3 separate regions of the Homo sapiens genome follow, and all the other regions are linked to region 1. The links are chromatin contacts, found by Hi-C or POLR2A ChIA-PET in ENCODE. All regions are on one chromosome and are shown on one strand. Each heading gives the region's core, a stretch centred on a gene start or an enhancer-like site at or near the end of the contact. The rest is flanking DNA. Distances are from core to core; before and after follow the strand shown. Region 1 overlaps ABCG1 (ATP binding cassette subfamily G member 1). Region 2 holds the start of SLC37A1 (solute carrier family 37 member 1). Region 3 overlaps PRDM15 (PR/SET domain 15).

What was found. A loop is a pair of places that touch in the nucleus more often than their neighbours do. ChIA-PET counts read pairs that join two places held with the same protein, here RNA polymerase II (POLR2A). Pooled maps may share reads with other maps.
Region 2: a pooled map shows a loop between it and region 1 (2.6-fold over the local background). The contact joins the promoter of SLC37A1 here to the enhancer-like site in region 1. A Hi-C loop is called at or near these places in 4 of 168 maps with a recorded cell type or tissue (B cell, Right ventricle myocardium inferior, naive thymus-derived CD4-positive, alpha-beta T cell and 1 more), 13 of 37 single-sample maps with no recorded cell type and 15 of 50 pooled maps. POLR2A ChIA-PET finds 5 or more read pairs at or near these places in 7 of 52 experiments (Caco-2, GM12878, activated CD4-positive, alpha-beta T cell and 3 more).
Region 3: a loop to region 1 is called in a pooled map, with 3 times the contacts of the local background. The contact joins two enhancer-like sites. A Hi-C loop is called at or near these places in 2 of 37 single-sample maps with no recorded cell type and 4 of 50 pooled maps. POLR2A ChIA-PET finds 5 or more read pairs at or near these places in 1 of 52 experiments (WTC11).

The regions. Positions count from the first base shown.
Region 1 is chr21:42,247,445-42,250,695 of GRCh38, forward strand. The region is part of intron 2 of ABCG1 (ATP binding cassette subfamily G member 1); the gene reads left to right. Among named protein-coding and RNA genes, the nearest start is that of ABCG1, 30 kb to the left of the region's middle. Within about 2 kb of position 1,952, at least 3 of the 41 ENCODE cell types and tissues checked have a DNase peak (open chromatin) inside an H3K27ac peak, as active enhancers do; they include GM12878, where a contact is called at or near this core.
Region 2 is chr21:42,512,127-42,515,353 of GRCh38, forward strand. SLC37A1 (solute carrier family 37 member 1) reads left to right here and starts at 1,726. Exons shown (of 20, transcript NM_001320537.2): 1 at 1,726-2,591. RefSeq lists enhancers at 130-852, 853-1,575, 2,417-2,646 and silencers at 1,487-1,846, 2,067-2,146, 2,157-2,256.
Region 3 is chr21:41,831,741-41,834,987 of GRCh38, forward strand. The region is part of intron 11 of PRDM15 (PR/SET domain 15); the gene reads right to left. Among named protein-coding and RNA genes, the nearest start is that of PRDM15, 46 kb to the right of the region's middle. RefSeq lists enhancers at 1,739-1,808, 2,589-2,708. Within about 2 kb of position 1,862, at least 5 of the 41 ENCODE cell types and tissues checked have a DNase peak (open chromatin) inside an H3K27ac peak, as active enhancers do.

The DNA of each region.
Region 1 (3,251 bases), core at 702-3,201:
GGGCACCCGGTGGAGAACTGAGCAGGTGTGGTGTTTAGAATTTAGGTAACGGGAGAGTATGGTGATGGGCAGTCTTGGAAATGGACTTTCTGGGAAGCATTTGGGTGGAGATCTTGGACTAGACTGGTGACTATGGTGTAGTGGGTTGATGGTGACCCTCCAAAATGGTACATACATGTCCCAACTCTCAGAACCTGTAAATGTGACCTTATTCAGAAAAAGGTCAATTTGCAGACAGATGTGATTAAGTTAAGGATGTCCAGATGGGGCCACCCCGGATTAGGATGGATTCAAAATCCAAGGACATGATCTTACAAGAGAAGAAGAGAAGAAAAAGTCACAGAGATGCAGGGGAGAAGAGACAGAGACATGTGGAGGAGACAGCCCCATGAAGATGGAGGCAGCCGTTGGAGTAACACAGCCACAGCCCACAGACGCCTGGGGCCAGCAAGAGCCTGGAGACGCAAGGAAGGACCCTCCCCTGGAGCCTCCGGAGGGAGTGTGGCATCGCGGACATCTCGATTTTGAACTTCTGCCCTCAGAACGGTGAGACGGCACATTTTGTGGCATTTTCTTGGGGCAGCCTGAGGTCACTAATATTATACAAAAGAAAAGGAAGCAAAGATGGTCATGAGAGAGCAACGTTTTGAAAAAGAAAAGTGGTAGGAAGCATAGAGAGGAGGATAAAGAAGATTAGGTTTCTTTCTGCTTATTTGTTAAACCTGTTCAAGCTGCAGTAAGATTGTCATGATCTCCGTCGTCATCTGATTTATCCCCCAGCCAGTTTCTCTGTAAAATCTGGAAAGATAGTAGTTGCTGAGGGGCCTCATTAGAGGATTGGTGTGAGAGTGGAGATGTGTCTGTTGCAGGACTCCTGGGACCTGTCCAGACAGCAGTGGTGGAGGGAAGCGAAGTGAAGTGCAGTTCTGTCTAAACTAGAGAACCCTGGAGCAAGGAAGACTGTGAGGCACCACCCGTGGGGGGTGCAGGGCAGCTGCCACAGACGTTGTTTGGCTTCATGAAGCTGAGTTGAAGATACGCACCCTCTGTGGCCCAGCATTTTCACTTCGACCTGAATACAGCGCTCTCAGCAGCACTGTTCATAACAACAACAAGACTGGATATGACCCAAATGCTCATTGAAAGAAGAGTGAATAAACCAGGCAGGTGCGGTGGCTCACGCCTGTAATCTCAGAACTTTAGGAGGCCGAGGCGGGTGAATTGTTTGAGCCCAGGAGTTCGAGAGCAGCCTGGGCAACATGGCGAAACCCTGCCTCTGCAAAATAAAAAAATTTAAAAAATTAAAAAAAAAAACACCTGGGCATGGTGGTGCACACCTGTAGTCCCAGTTACTTGGGGGGCTGAGGGAGGACTTTTTGAGCCAGGGAGATTGAGGTTGCGGTGAGCCATGATTGTGCCACTGCACTCTGGCCTGAGTGACAGAGCAAGACCTCTCTCAAAAAAAAAAAAAAAAAAGAGCGAATAAACAAACTGTGATGGGTCCACAGTGGAATATTATACAGCCCAGAAAAGAAATGAAGCACAGTTACAGGCATCAACAAGAACAGATCTCATGGACAAGATAATGGAGAGGGAGAAAAAGCAATTCCTGGAACACATGCAATGTGATGCCTTTTCTAAAAACTTCAAAACATTCAAAAGTCACCAAAATTGTTAAAGGATAAATACGAACGTGGTGCAAGATAGAGAAAAACAAGGATGTAATACCATTCAAGAGAGTGGGGACATCTGGTGAAGGCAGGGGACTGGGATGAGGGAGGGGCGCCGGGCCTGGGGTGTGTTGCTGAGATTACCGCCTGGCTGGCTCGTGGGCACATTTATTTTTCATTGATTTATTCATTTATTTTTCTTCCTCACATCTCACAAGCAAGTGATCTGCACAGAAAGTAAGTGTCATATTGTGTGTGGACTCCGGAGCCAGACCACTCAGTTTAAGTTCTGTTTCTGGTCGGTTTCACTTCTGCTTACTAGCTATGGTTCTTGGGGAAGGTTATTTTAGGTCTCTGGTGCCTCAGTTTTCTCATCTGGGTGTATTGAAATATGGACCTTGCAGGGTTCTGGTGAGAATTAAATGAGTTCTGTGTTGAGAATTAAGTGAGTTAATGTATGCGAAAGCTTAGAATCGTGCCCTGCGGCATAGTAGATCTATATAAGCATCAGCTATTGCCATCATCAGCATCATCATTTTGTAAATGTAAGGCAGTTTGAAATCAAAAAAGTAAAAAGACGGTATGGAGCTGTAAAGAAGTGAGAGGGAGGGCCAGGCGCAGTGGCTCACACCTGTAATCCCGGCACTTTGGGAGGCTGAGGCAGGCAGATCACCAGGGTCAGGAGTTTGAGACCAGCCTGGCCAGCATGATGAAATCCCATCTCTACTAAAAATACAAAAATTAGCCAGGCATGGTGGTGCACGCCTGTAGTCCCAGCTACTTGGGAGGCTGAGGCAGGAGAATCACTTGAACCTGGGAGGCGGAGGTTGCAGTCAGCCGAGATGGCGCCACTGCACTCCAGCCTGGGTGACAGAGTGAGATTCCATCTCAAAAAAAAAAAAAAAGTGAGAGGGGGATGAAGAGTCCTCACTGGGTGAGGAAGGTGCCCGTGTGTTGTGTGTCTTGGGTCACGTGTGAACACATATGGGGGTGCAGGGGGAGGGGGCGTTTAAAGGATTCTAAGTCTAAACCACTGAGGACTCTTGGGGACAGGAGGAGAGATGAAGACTGGAGGAGGAACTGAGGGTTTCTAGCTGCGCGTGTTGACCTTCTCCTGGGGTGGCACATCCCATTGAAGCCATGTTCCCAGGGGACAAGCAGAGTGGACCCAGCTCTTTGGGGACTTTGGTGCTTCCAGTCTTATTTTGAAGGCATTATAGAGGGGGTGGAAGCCAGATCCAAACCCAGTTCACTTCCCATTCCCTGCCCCATGCCTCAGTGGTCTTTGGTTTCCCGTGGGTGCTCTGGGCATCCTGCATGGAGGGGGACTCCAGGCTCCCAGAGATAGGCAGCCGCATGCAGTGGTGCCCAAACGTGGAGGAGCACAGTCCAGCTAGCCTGTTGGAAGAGAGCCCTGAAAACAGGGCTGGGACCTCCCAGGGAATGAGTCAGGGGCCACCCATGAGCCTCCCTGCAGGCCTCCTCTGGTGGCCGCTCATGGTCATTGAGATTTTAGTTCTTTGGGTCACACACACAGTGAGCGCCAGTGGACAGAACTTGCCTGTGTGAGGTCAGGGTCTC
Region 2 (3,227 bases), core at 476-2,975, 260 kb after region 1:
CAATAATTTTACAATGTATTCATATATCAAAACATCACATCCTATACTACAAATTATGTAATTTTTATTTGTCAGTTATACGTCAGTACAACTGGGTGGGGGGGAGGGGGGGTGGGAAGAAGCTGTCTCCATATGAGGCCGAGGTGTCCTATATATCCTGAGCTTGTATTATCGCCTTTCAAGTGTAAAACCTGTAGGTGATGGGATGCCCGAAAGGTTTGAAAATCAGGAATGACAAGATCAGATTTTGCTTTAGGAGGGCAACTTGAGGCAGCTTAAAGAGTGGATTGCAGGAGGTAGAACTTGGAAGTGAGAACGCTGTTGCACAAGTGCAGTGAGAGAGGGGTAGCCTCGAGCCGAACCAATGGCAAGGGCCAGGGCTGGGGAGACCATTGGAGAGAGGGGTGGGAGCCACACTGGGCTATCACCGGGAATGGAGAGCTAGAAAAGAGAGGAGAAAGCACTGGCACAGGGGGCCTGCGGAGAGAAAGAAGGTCTGAAGAAAACCTGGCCAAAAGGAGAAGACTGGAGCCCTGGGCCATCCCGCTTGCGGAATGAGGGGCCGGCGGGCTTCCTGGGGCTGAACCCTGCGTGGCAAAGAAGTGGGCAGGTTTTCTTTCTGCCTGCAGAAGGCTTCTCAAATGCCTAACAAAGTGATGGATTTCACGCAGCCCAGCTCAGCAAAGAGAGACACAGACATCAGAGTGTTCTAGAAACAAAGCAGGGCCCCAGGGGGAAACTGCGAGGCCTAGCAGGGCAGGGGAGCCAAACACAGGGAAGAATGCCTTCTCCATTCTCCAGAGGGAAGCTCAACGTGCCTGGGGAAGGGTGCGAGGGGCACTGGCCTGTTGGGACATTTACAGCCAGGCCTCGGGTTGGTTTTATCCTTAAACATTGTTTTATCCGGGGGCAGGCTTTTTCCCCGGAAAATTTCCGCTCTGCCTCACTTTGCTCTTCCCCGAGGAGTGGGCTGGGAGCCCCCTCTGCTCTGAAGCCATCCTGGGGGTCCACTGTGGGTGTTCGGCAGTAGCTTCTAGGGGACTGGCCAGGCCCCTCCCTGGGGCTGCCTAAGGAGAAGAGTTGTTTCTGGGGTGACGTGGGAGCCTGTGTGCCAGGGCACTGGCCCGCAAGGGTAAGAACCCGGCGGGCTCCCGCAGCCTAACAGGGAGCTGCCTCTGTCACGTGCCTGCGAGGTGGGACACAAGTTGGCTTACAAGTTGGTTCGACATAGCCAAATCCGCGTGCCGCATTTCCACGCTATGGAGTGCTAGTCTTCATGATTGTGCCCCTTGACATGACACAATAGGAATAGAAGCCGGGAGGCCAAGCAAAGGCCCTCTTTGGGGGTGGGGGCGCGGCGGCATGTGACCCTCGCCGCCTGTGGGGAAGACCTGCCTTGAGGACAGAGCGCCAGGGGTGCAGAGGCCGCCTGGGACTGCCCGGAGGCCGGTGGGGAGCGCGCCAGCGAAAGCCCGTGCGCCCTCGGAGCCGGGGAAGGCGCGGGCCATGACCCGGGTTCGCCCGCAAAGGCCGGGCAGTGCCGCAAGGCGTGGGGGCGCCCCCGCCCGGTGGCCCCGGGGCTGGTGCGACCCTGGGCACGCCGGGGCCGGGGCCGGAGCCGGGGGTCGCGGCGGCCGGGGAGGGGGAGGAGCCGCGCGGCTCCGCCGGCGCCCCGCGGGCCAGGGAAAGTGAAAGGGCGGCGGGGCCTCCCGCGCGCCGCTCCAGGAAGTCGCGAGCAGGAAGCGCCCGCGGCGGCCGGGCCGGGCTGGGCTGCGGAGCGCGGGCCTCGGCGGCGCAGGTGAGGCGCGGGGCCGGGGCCGGACCGGGAGGCGGGGACCCCCCGCCCCCCCGCCCGCACCTGCGGGGCAGCCGGCGCTCAGGCGCCGCAGCCGCTCAGCACCTGCGGCGCCCTCAGGGAGCCGGGCGCGGGGCCCTGCGCACTCGGAGCTCGGCTCCTCTCCTTCCTTTTCTTTTTTTTCGGGGGGAGGTGGGGGCTGGTTTGGATGTTTTCCGAGAGCCGGGGACGGTCTCAAGCTATTTTCGCGGAGGGAAGTCTTTGAAATACGACATCTAGAAGAGTGGCCCTCGGCGACAATGCCGGGCGTTCCCGGACCGGGGCAACGCTGGGATTCCGGGGAAGTGGAGGCAGAGGGAGCGGGCACGGGGCCGGCAGCCGCTCCACGGAGTCCCCGGCAGGGGCGAGCTTAGCTGTCCAGCCGGGTCCCCTGCCCACCCCGGCCCGGGCCGCGGTGACAGCTGAGGGTCCAGAGAGCCGGCAGGAGGGGACCCTGCGCATTGTCTGCCGCGATGGGGACGTGGGCGTGCCCGCGGAATTCACCTCCTCCGGGGACCAGCCGCCCAGGGAGGAGCCGGCACAGAACGCTGGCTCGGAGCGCCGGCACCCTGGGCCTTTGCGTTGTTTGTCGGCTGAGCAGCTGGTTCCCGGAGCCCGTGGGCCTCCTGGCCAATGCGAGTGACAGCGACCTTCTGGGTTTATAATAAAGGGCTTGACGCGCCGGAAAGTCCCCTCGCCGCTGGCCACCAGCCTTCCAGCCCTTACGGCCCACGCCGTAATCCTGGTGACCGAGAAGGTACGTTCAGTCTAAGGATTTGCATTTGAACGAAGGATACTGGCCAAGCCCCTTACCACCCCCACTCCCCGCTAACACCCCAGCCCGCGGCCCCAGGTTTGAATTTCCAAAGGAGGAATTGCTAAAGCCTGCCCTTTCCGGGTCTCCCTTAGCTCTTTGCCTGGAAGGTGCCTGCCTGCCTGCCTGCCGGCCCTTGAACTTAAATCGTCTGAAGTTGTGTAAGTGGATAAATATTTTAGACTTCCCCCGTTGTTTTTTTATTAATCCCCTTTGAGAGCAAGCTTGAAAACACCTGGCCCCAGACCTGTGATTCACCAAGTCATTTTGGACCTGCATTTACACGTTCTGTTTCATGCAGCCCACCTGTGATGTTCTCTTTGTTGGGGGTTGGAGGCAGGTAAGGGAGGTGGTGCAAATGGAATTCAGGTTCCTTGTACTTCAGCCAAGGGGAAAGAGATAGTGACCATTTTCATTCATCTTTAATATGGAAAGCGCCTTTAAAAGCAAAAAGCCATAGAAAGAGCACACTCTGGACAGGAAGTTGTATTCTATCTCGTAATTTAAAAAAAAGAAAAGAAAAAATGCATGAAAACTTTTGGAGGAGAATTGCATTTCTCACCCATCTTTGCCTGTAAA
Region 3 (3,247 bases), core at 612-3,111, 420 kb before region 1:
CACAGCTCCAACCACGGCAGGACAGTGGGAGGTGGCCTCTGCCAGGGCTGAACACAGTAGAGGTGGCCCTGTGCGAGGCTTCTCTGCCCACATCCCACCCCACCTGCAGCGTGACCTCAGCCCAGAGCCAGCCTCACCTGGGCCATAAGAGGAGCACCGTGACAGATGCTACGCTGAGTCCCAGCCTAACATACTGCTTGCCTTCCTTCTATAAAGTGAAACATTATCCATACAGCCACTGCCCTCAGTTTCGTTTTGGCTTAAGATTTGATGGGCTCTGTCCGGATCCACACGACCGCATGGTATGTGTCCTTCACACACTGCGTCTGAGGCGTGCGTGTTTACAGTGCTGGACGTTTTCATGATCACTTTAATGGCTACGTGATATTCCATCCAGCTCACTTCTCAAAACTCACTTTGCTATTTTTGACACTGTAGATAATTTAGTGATGGAATCTTTAGTAATGCAGATTTTTTTCTTCTGTCAAATCTCTTTATCATGAATTCTTAGGAATGGGACCACTAGAGCCAAGCGCTTTGTGAAAGGCCACACCTTACAGCGCTGTGGCATCAGATTGCCACAGGCCACACCTTACAGCACTGTGGCATCGGATCACCACAGGCCACACCTTTACAGCACTGTGGCATCAGATCACCAGAGGCCACACCTTACAGCGCTGTGGCATCGGATCACCACAGGCCACACCTTACAGCACTGTGGCATCAGATCACCACAGGCCACACCTTTACAGTGCTGTGGCAACGGATCACCATAGGCCACACCTTTACAGTGCTGTGGCATTGGATTGCCACACTCCCCTCAACCTGGGCCTCCTGAACAGCATAGGTGAGCCTCCCTCCCAGCCAGGCACTAAAGAGCACAGGTGAGCCTCCCTCCCGGGCAGGTGCTAAAGAGCACAGGTGAGCCTCCTTCCCAGGCAGGTACCAACCAATACAAGTGAGCCCCCCTCCCAGGCAGGTGCAAATCAGCACCCATGAGCACCCCCTCCTGGGCAGGTGGCTCCACTAGTCCTGCCGCCCCGTGGAAGGCAATGGTGCTGCCAAGAGCTTCAGCTTTCTCCCTCACAAGCCCCTCGTGACCATGGAAAGAGAACCTACTTCAGGCCACTCCCCAGCTGTCCCGGACAACTCTGCCAAGCCGAGGGTGGCTTCTCCCGCAGCCACCCACTCACTGCCAGTTCAGGAACCCACAGGGGCACTGGGTCCCAACAATGCTTCTCCCTCCAATAACCCTGCGCCGAGGGGATCTAGGTTTATGTCTGAATAAATGAGCCACTGAGAACAGCTGCCTACTGGGGTCTGACGAAGGGAGAGGGGTGCAGGGCACCTGGGGATGGAGAGGGGATTATTGGGGGAGGCTGGTGGGCCGCATTTTGCCTGAGGGCCTGGACGTGAGCCTTTGCTATTCCGTAGCACAGTACTTATGGTCAGACACAGCACAAGGAACACGAAGATGAGTTACACCAGCACCTGGTCACACCACAAGGGACAGGCACCACAACAGGTCCCATGGAGGGAGCTTCAGAAAAACCCACAAGACTGTAACATTTTAAAACTGCCCCCCACACCCCTCTCCAGGGTGTGCTATGAGTCCTCGAGAGAGGGTGACACAAAGGCAACAGTGACCCATCCCTCTGTGCCCCGCTGGGGACCCCCACTGCTTGGGCCTCCAGTGCCACCCACCACTGGGAATGGGGAAGGCGTGACTCCCACATTCTTGGTTTAATTCTTGGTACAAATTCTTGGTTTAATTGTCTAAGGAAGATACACATTCTCTTAACTTCAATACTATAAATAAGTATAAGAGCATGCAAATCATATATTATGCAAACAAGCTCCATTTCAAGGTTTTTATCCTTTCTGTTCAGTCTAAAACGGGTAACCTTTGAAACTAGAACATCTCAGGGGAAGAGGTGGTGCGATGCAGGTCCCTGGCGCTCTGCGGGTTCTAGGTGACTAACAAAGGCCAGCACCTGGCCTAACAGCACCTCTGGCTGACAGGAAGCTGCTGCTGCCTTAGCCGCTTCTAGTACTTTGTTTTATTTGGGTCCAGAGAAATAGTTGAAAATATCAGAGGGCAATGCCTCTTCCTCAACCTTGAGTCTGCCTCACCAGAGCGCCTTAGCTGGTAGCATCACTCTTGGGAACCCCGAAACCCTCGCCTGCTACACTCCTGCAGGACTGCGGGGACCCCAAGGGGAGGTTCGCAAACAAGATGAAGGTTCATCTGTCTGGCCGGGGCTGCGTTAAGTGGAAGTCTTCAGGGGACTGTGCCCCAGGTTTCTTGGGAATTCTTGTGATAGGAGGGCTTAAAATGCAGGAGGTGCGGCACACTGGAAATTCATCCAGAAGCTTCTGGAGGCCACCTCATGCCAGACATGGATCCTTCAGAGCTGCTAAAGCTTAGGCAAAACATGACTCATTCCTGCCCCTCAGAACAGTCCAACCCCAGGAAGAAGGCATCAGGGAGGAAGAACCAAACCCTGGTTTCAAATAGGAGCCCTCAGAGTAGAACTAGCCAACCCCACCAAGGGCCCCCCGCGCCCAGCAGCTACGGCAAGGGAGCAGGGCCTCTCACATGGCCCATGTGCGACAGCCCTGGTCAGAGCCCCTGGGAGTCCGCTGCTGCAGGTGCCCTGTTCTCAACACAGGGGCGGGTGGCACCTTAACAAGAACAACACAGAGATGCAAGTGACAGACACAGAGCAGGCGGACAAGGACGGGGTGGGCGTCGAAGGCTAACCTGGTAGGTCTCTAAGCCGACTGCCGCCGGGCCCCCCCTCTCCAGGGTGTGCTATGAGTCCTAGAGAGAGGGGGACACAAAGGCAACAGTGACTCACCCCTCTGTGCCCCGCTGGGGACCCCCACTGCTTGGGCCTCCAGTGCCACCCACCACTGGGAATGGGGAAGGTGTGACTCCCACATCCCAGAGGGTGCACGTCATCACTGCAGAATACAGGGGCGTCCTCGGGCCACGTGGAGAAGCGCAGCCGGCAGGACGGCCTTGGCTTTCCTTTGGTCTGTTTACTTGCCAGCAGCAAATTCGGCCAGAGAGACAGGGGCCTCAGACGCCCCCCAGGCCCGAAGAGGCCACCTCTCCACTACAGGCTGGTCCAGGCACACCCGGCTTCAGGCCTCACACAAGGAAAATGCTTTATTTTTGGAAGCTGGTGCACACAAGCAGGCTCAGAACAAAAAGAATGCGTGCAGGGGCAACCCCGTTCCA